Linked DNA regions of Mus musculus: region 1 is linked to region 2. The links are chromatin contacts, found by Hi-C or POLR2A ChIA-PET in ENCODE. All regions are on one chromosome and are shown on one strand. The core of a region is the stretch at or near the end of the contact, and the rest is flanking DNA. Distances in the headings are between cores, read along the strand shown.

Evidence for each region. A loop is a pair of places that touch in the nucleus more often than their neighbours do. ChIA-PET counts read pairs that join two places held with the same protein, here RNA polymerase II (POLR2A).
Region 1: a loop to region 2 is called in a map of heart, with 2.4 times the contacts of the local background. The contact joins the promoter of Bclaf1 here to the promoter of Mtfr2 in region 2. A Hi-C loop is called at or near these places in 5 of 37 maps with a recorded cell type or tissue (heart and v-Abl transformed pro-B cells). POLR2A ChIA-PET finds 5 or more read pairs at or near these places in 4 of 5 experiments (Patski and embryonic stem cell).

What each region holds. Positions count from the first base shown.
Region 1 is chr10:20,311,101-20,314,034 of GRCm38, forward strand. Bclaf1 (BCL2-associated transcription factor 1) reads left to right here and starts at 1,369. Exons shown (of 13, transcript NM_001025392.1): 1 at 1,369-1,504.
Region 2 is chr10:20,346,374-20,349,073 of GRCm38, forward strand. It overlaps Mtfr2 (mitochondrial fission regulator 2), which reads left to right and starts at 1,446. Exons shown (of 7, transcript NM_027930.3): 1 at 1,446-1,550; 2 at 1,962-2,062. The coding sequence starts at 1,538.

The DNA of each region.
Region 1 (2,934 bases), core at 119-2,618, 35 kb before region 2:
TATTTATTTGTTCCCATGTCTTCCTTCTTTGGTAACACATTGATTTATTTGAGGTCAAAGTTAGGTTAGGAAGGTGTACTTCTGTGGCTGAACAATTGTGTAGCGCGTACCAGGCAGGTTCTGCGGGTTCAGTGCCCAGCACAGGGGATCTAATGAGCGAAAAATTATATTGCCTTAGATGAAAAGATAACTTTCCAACATATACTAGAATTGCACAGGACTTAATAGCTTCAAAGTGATTAGATTTTGGTATTTTGAATAGATTAAGAGCTATTGGCCCCTGCTGTCTCATTAATATAAAATAGCACAGTTGTGCTGTCTTTGTGCTTCATGTAAATACAGCTCACCTACTTGACAAGTATTTTCTGAGCTCCTACTTTATGCTTTAGACCTATCAGGGTCCCGCATATAGCGCAGATCATAGCTTCCACCATGGTAGTGGGAGCTGGGTGCGGAGCAATTGCCCAATTAAAATACAATCAAAATCAGGATTCATTGGTCAGTCAGGTACTTCCTCCACTGTGGAGTGGATTGTGAGGACAGGCTGCCCTGAACAAGGTTAAAGATCAGAATCAAACTCTAATGCTGAACTTAACTGACAGGCTGCCAATTACAGCTTTGAAATCCTTCAAGGAATTTAACGTTGTCCTAAAATATCACACCGTAATAACGGCTTTAGTCCCTTGAGTGGTCCTGCTTTGGTAAGAACAGCAGGTAAATATGTCTGCAACTTGCTTCAATTCAATCCTGGCTTCTTCGTTTATAATCTGATTCTGGCAGATCCAGTTAGGGCGTGAGGTTTCCGGATCCGTACAAAACTCTGAGAAAGCCTCAGGGGCCAGGCTCCGGCGCCCGGGAAGTTAAGAGCCATTCCGTGACGCAGTCGCCCAGCCGATCCAAGTCTCACGATCGGCCCGGGAGGGGGCGGGGGGCGAGTTCACCCGAAGCCACTCGGCAGAGACTGCCTTGTAACTGTCATGTTAGGCGTCCGAGGGACGGCGCTTCCGGGCAGACGCAGCCCTGCGTCGTCGGTTTTCCGGCCTTTTCCTCAGTGAGAGAGCTTCTGGCGTGCTCTGGGTCGCCGCCTCAGAAGGAGCCAGGCTCGCTAACAGCGGCTCGGAAGTCAGGGGACATCAGTCTCGACTGTTCTTCGAACAAAGCCGAGCCGCCTGCGGAGAAGCCAGCCAGCCCTTCAGGGCCCGCCCCACCCTTGTCCCACCCCCTGTCGGCTACACCTCGCGAGACCGGGCAACGAGACTTCCCAGAAAGCCTTGGGCTACACTCAACCGCGGTTCGCCAGTCGCGCCTGGGCGGGACGGTGGGAGGGGCCTGCCTAGCGATTTAGCGGCCTGGAAGGCCACGCCCCAAGTCGGAAGTGACGGAGCCGAGCTAGCGCGACGAGGCCGCCTCTATGGTCTTCCTCTCCTTCTGGAGTCGGGAAATGGCCGCTGTGTAGTTAGCACGGAGGTAAACCCTGCACGCACATCGTGCTTCGGCGTGTCAGGTAGGCCTCGCGCCGCATTCGAGTCACTCAAAGGAGAAAGCCGAGGCGACAGGGCGGTTGGGTATCGACAACTCTGACGCGTGGTGACGGGTCGGCGGCGGGAACGGGGACCCCGAGCCGTTACTCGTGCGTTTTCCTCCTCGCTCCCTCGGGTCTGGAAGGCGCCGCGGGCCGCCGGGGTGGGGGGATGGGGGAGCTGCGCCACCAGCGGGCCGGGCTGCGAACCTGGCTCGGGGCCGGAGCCCGGGAGGCCTCGGCGTGCGCGTGCGCAAACCGCTCGCCGACCCTTCCCCCACGGCCTCGGCTGGGACTCCTGCGCGCGCCCGGCCCAGGGCTCTGCGCACGCGTGCTTTTTTCCCCTTTCTTCCCTGCCCATGGCAACGCCGCCGCGTGTGTTAGTTTCCGAGCCTTGCTTGTTGTTGGCCTTGGGGGAGGCGTCTTCCTTCCTGGTCCTAGCCTTTGGGACTCGGAGGAGATAACGGCGAGCTGCGACAAAGTTAAGCAACGGAATCAGCCACGTCGTGCGTGGCGGTTAAGCCGCCTCCCTCGCCTCTATGGGGTACATATGTCGGTTTAGGCCAGGCTTAATCAGATGAAGGCTTTCGATCTGTTTGTAGCAGACACCTGGGTGTTGGCGCCAAAGTTTTTCGTTTTGGCTCCCTACCAACTCACTGTTGTAGCCGATCAGTAGGTGCGTAGTTCCAGTTTCTAGCGGGATGCGACTAAGAGAGGGGCCCTTTCTCAGTAATCCAAGCGCTGACATACCTTTTTTTTTTTTTTTTTTTCTTGTTTTTCCAGACAGGGTTTCTCTGTGTAGCCCTGGCTGTCCTGGAACTCACTCTGTAGACCAGGCTGGCCTCGAACAGAAATCCGCCTGCCTCTGCCTCCCAAGTGTTGGGATTAAAGGCGTGCGCCACCACCGCCCCGGCTACCTTTTTTGGTAAGAGTTAGCACACTTTAGAAATTGAGGATATTGGCAGCGGTGATTGGGGGGATAAATGGGTGAAGGAAGAAGGTTATAGTTCTGTCACTCAGTGCTGGCCTTGAACTCCCAGTTAATCTCCTGCCTTAGCTTCGGGAGTGGTGGGATAATAGTATTTTTTTTTCGTCACTTCTTCGTCACCCCAGCTGAGTTTTAAGATTTGTTTTCTTGGTCTGGGGAGTGACCAGAATATTGGATTTCTGTACCCTAGACGATCTTCTTGGGTCCAAGTGGCTTCGAACTACGGGTTCTCCATGTATATATGTGTTTGGGTTATAGATGTGCAAATTCATACCCAACATATTTTAAGTTTATCTAGTTAAAGTGAGGACCTGTACTTTCTACCTTTAAATTTAAAGTTTTCTATTAGAATTGAAAAGGAGAAAAATTGAAAGGGAAAAAAAACCTGTTAGTCACTTCAGACTCACATCCTGTTGGTACAGCATAT
Region 2 (2,700 bases), core at 196-2,695:
ACCCGCGGTGGCTTCTCAGAAGACATCACACACACACTTAGGACAGACTTGGAGGAACTGTGTTGATCTGATCCTTAAATGAGGGAAAGGCAGCATTTCAAAGCCAACTTTCTTTAATTTCCGATCATGTCCCAAAACATTAATAACAAACCAAAACAACCAAAAACCAAAAAACACATTTCTCCAGAGAGTTTATACAGTCTTGGTTGTTTCTTTTCAGAAATGCTGTATTATTTTTTATTTTTTATTTTTGGTTTTTTTGAGACAGGGTTTCTCTGTGTGGCCCTGGCTGTCCTGGAACTCACTCTGTTAACCAGGCTGGCCTCGAACCCAGAAATCCACCTGCCTCTGCCTCCCAAGTACTGGGATTAAAGGCGTGCACCACCATGCCCAGCCTTATTATTTTTTAAGAATATACATATATTCATATATATATGTTATATATATACATATATTTATATATATGTAATTTGTTTTTGTTTTTTGTTTTGTTTGGTTTTTTGAGACAGGGTTTCTCTGTATAGCCCTGGCTGTCCTGGAACTCACTTTGTAGACTAGGCTGGCCTCGAACTCAGAAATCCGCCTGTCTCTGCCTCCGAGTGCTGGGATTAAAGGCATGCGCCAACCACTCCCAGCAATTGTTAAGATTATTAAAACATTCCTAAGAAAGGAAAAGAAAATGTAAGAATTTCAAAACTTAATGCTCATGTCCTCATGACATGCCAAATCTTTAGTTATTTAACTGAGGTTTTGTAATTAAATACATTACTACAATTAAATATCAATTTGTGAATTGGGTTGTGGTGAGTATAGCTATGACCAGTGTATATAACTCTGCTTTCCATAATCTCTTACTGTCAATACAAAACAAGGGTTTTTTGGTTTTGTTTTGGTTTTGATTAATTAAAGCTTTTTTGCTTTTCATTAGCTTTCAAAAGTTTGAAAGGTAAAGGTGTAAAAAAGCCTTAGGGTCAGCGAGATGGCTCAAGCAGCCTGCTACCAAACCTGAGGTCTCAAGTTCTATCCGTGGATCCTACACAAATTGTCCTTTGGCTTTGAAACAGGTACTTTGGCATGTGCATGTGTAGCGTGCACACACTAAGACATGTAAACAACTAGACTGGACAGTGTGGCTCAACATGAGTAATCCCAGCATTTAGCATAACGGCTAGATATTTTCGCAGAATGACTAAACAATTACAAGTGGGCGGATTCTTTGTTGAATGTTGGGAAGGCTTGACACCTTACTGGCAAAGGACTGAGTGAAGCACAAGTTGCAAAGGCAGAAGACACAATTCCGAATGCTGGGGGCACGGTGCGCATGCGCCTTTCGAATGCGCCTATTGGCTCTTACCCTTCCAATCACCGGCGGCGTCCTCCGGCGGCGTCCAATAGGGATAGACTCCGAACTCCGGCCCGCGAAGCTTGATATTCCAGGCTGGGGTCGAGTCGGAAGCGGCGAGCGATTCCGGGAAGAAGCTACTCTGCGGCTGTAGGTCGCGTCCGGAGAGTTTCCCCGGCCGCCTGGCGCCGTGCAATGCCGCGGGATGGTGAGTGGCACGGGCTCCGTTAGGCCTCGGCTTCCGGTCGGTGGCCGGTGACGGACGGACGGACGGAAGCGCGGGCGGGTGGCGTTCCTCGCGGGGTGAAGAGAGCGGCTGGGCGGTTCTCTCCAGGGGCAGCAGAGCTCCAGGGATGGTGATCTTGGCTGTCGCACATTTGCTTGTCAATCCCTTTACACACACACACACACACACACACACACACACACACACACACACGGTAAGATAGCAATGGAATTTAGTAAAGTGCTCTTTCTTTCCTTTTAAGTCTCTCTTCAAAATAATAGCTCTCCAGGAGCAATCACTTGATGGTGTCATGAAAGGTCTCTGTGGTTTCCTTAGTGCGGTCTATGTAGCAGTTACCTGTCAAGAGTAATAATTGATAACTTCTCTTCTAAGGTACCAACGAACAGCGTTTTCTTGAACTTCCTTCACCAATGTCTTTCATTCTAAATATATTAAGAAACGTGCTGGAATATTTTGGTGTTCCCGTAGACCAGGTAAAAGTCTTTTATTAATTTTGCTAACTTTATTTTTGGGTCTCGTTATTGTCGTTGCTTTGAGACAGGATATGGTGCAGCTTAGGCTAAAAGTCTGGATTTTGCTGCTATTCTTGGGTCGTTTTTGTTCTTTGAGCCAGGCAGGGCACTATGCAGTTCAGGCGTTCCTTGAGCTCCTGATCCCCCCCCCCTACCAATGGGAGGAAGTTAGGACAGAAACTCAAAACAAAGCAGGAACCTGGAGGCAGGAGCTGATGGAGGAATGCTGATAACTGACTTGTTCCACCAGCTTTCTTATAAAAATTAGGGCCACCTGCTCAGGGGTGTTACCACCCACCACCACCTACCAATGGCTGATTACAGATGGACAGTGTGCCATTTTGAACATGTTCTCTGCCCTGATTAGTTTTTATTGTCAACTCGGTATTAGAGTCTTATGGGGAGAGGAACCTCAAGAAATAGCTTAGATTACGTTGGCTTGTGGCCCTGTCTCTAAGTGAGTGTCCTTACTGTTCATAGTTGTGGTAGGGCCCAGCCCTGTGGAGGATACCATTCTTGGGATAATGAGTTCTGAGCTGTATAAGAAAGCTAGTTGAGCCTGAGCCAGGGTTTCTGCTTCTATTCCTGCCTGACTTCCC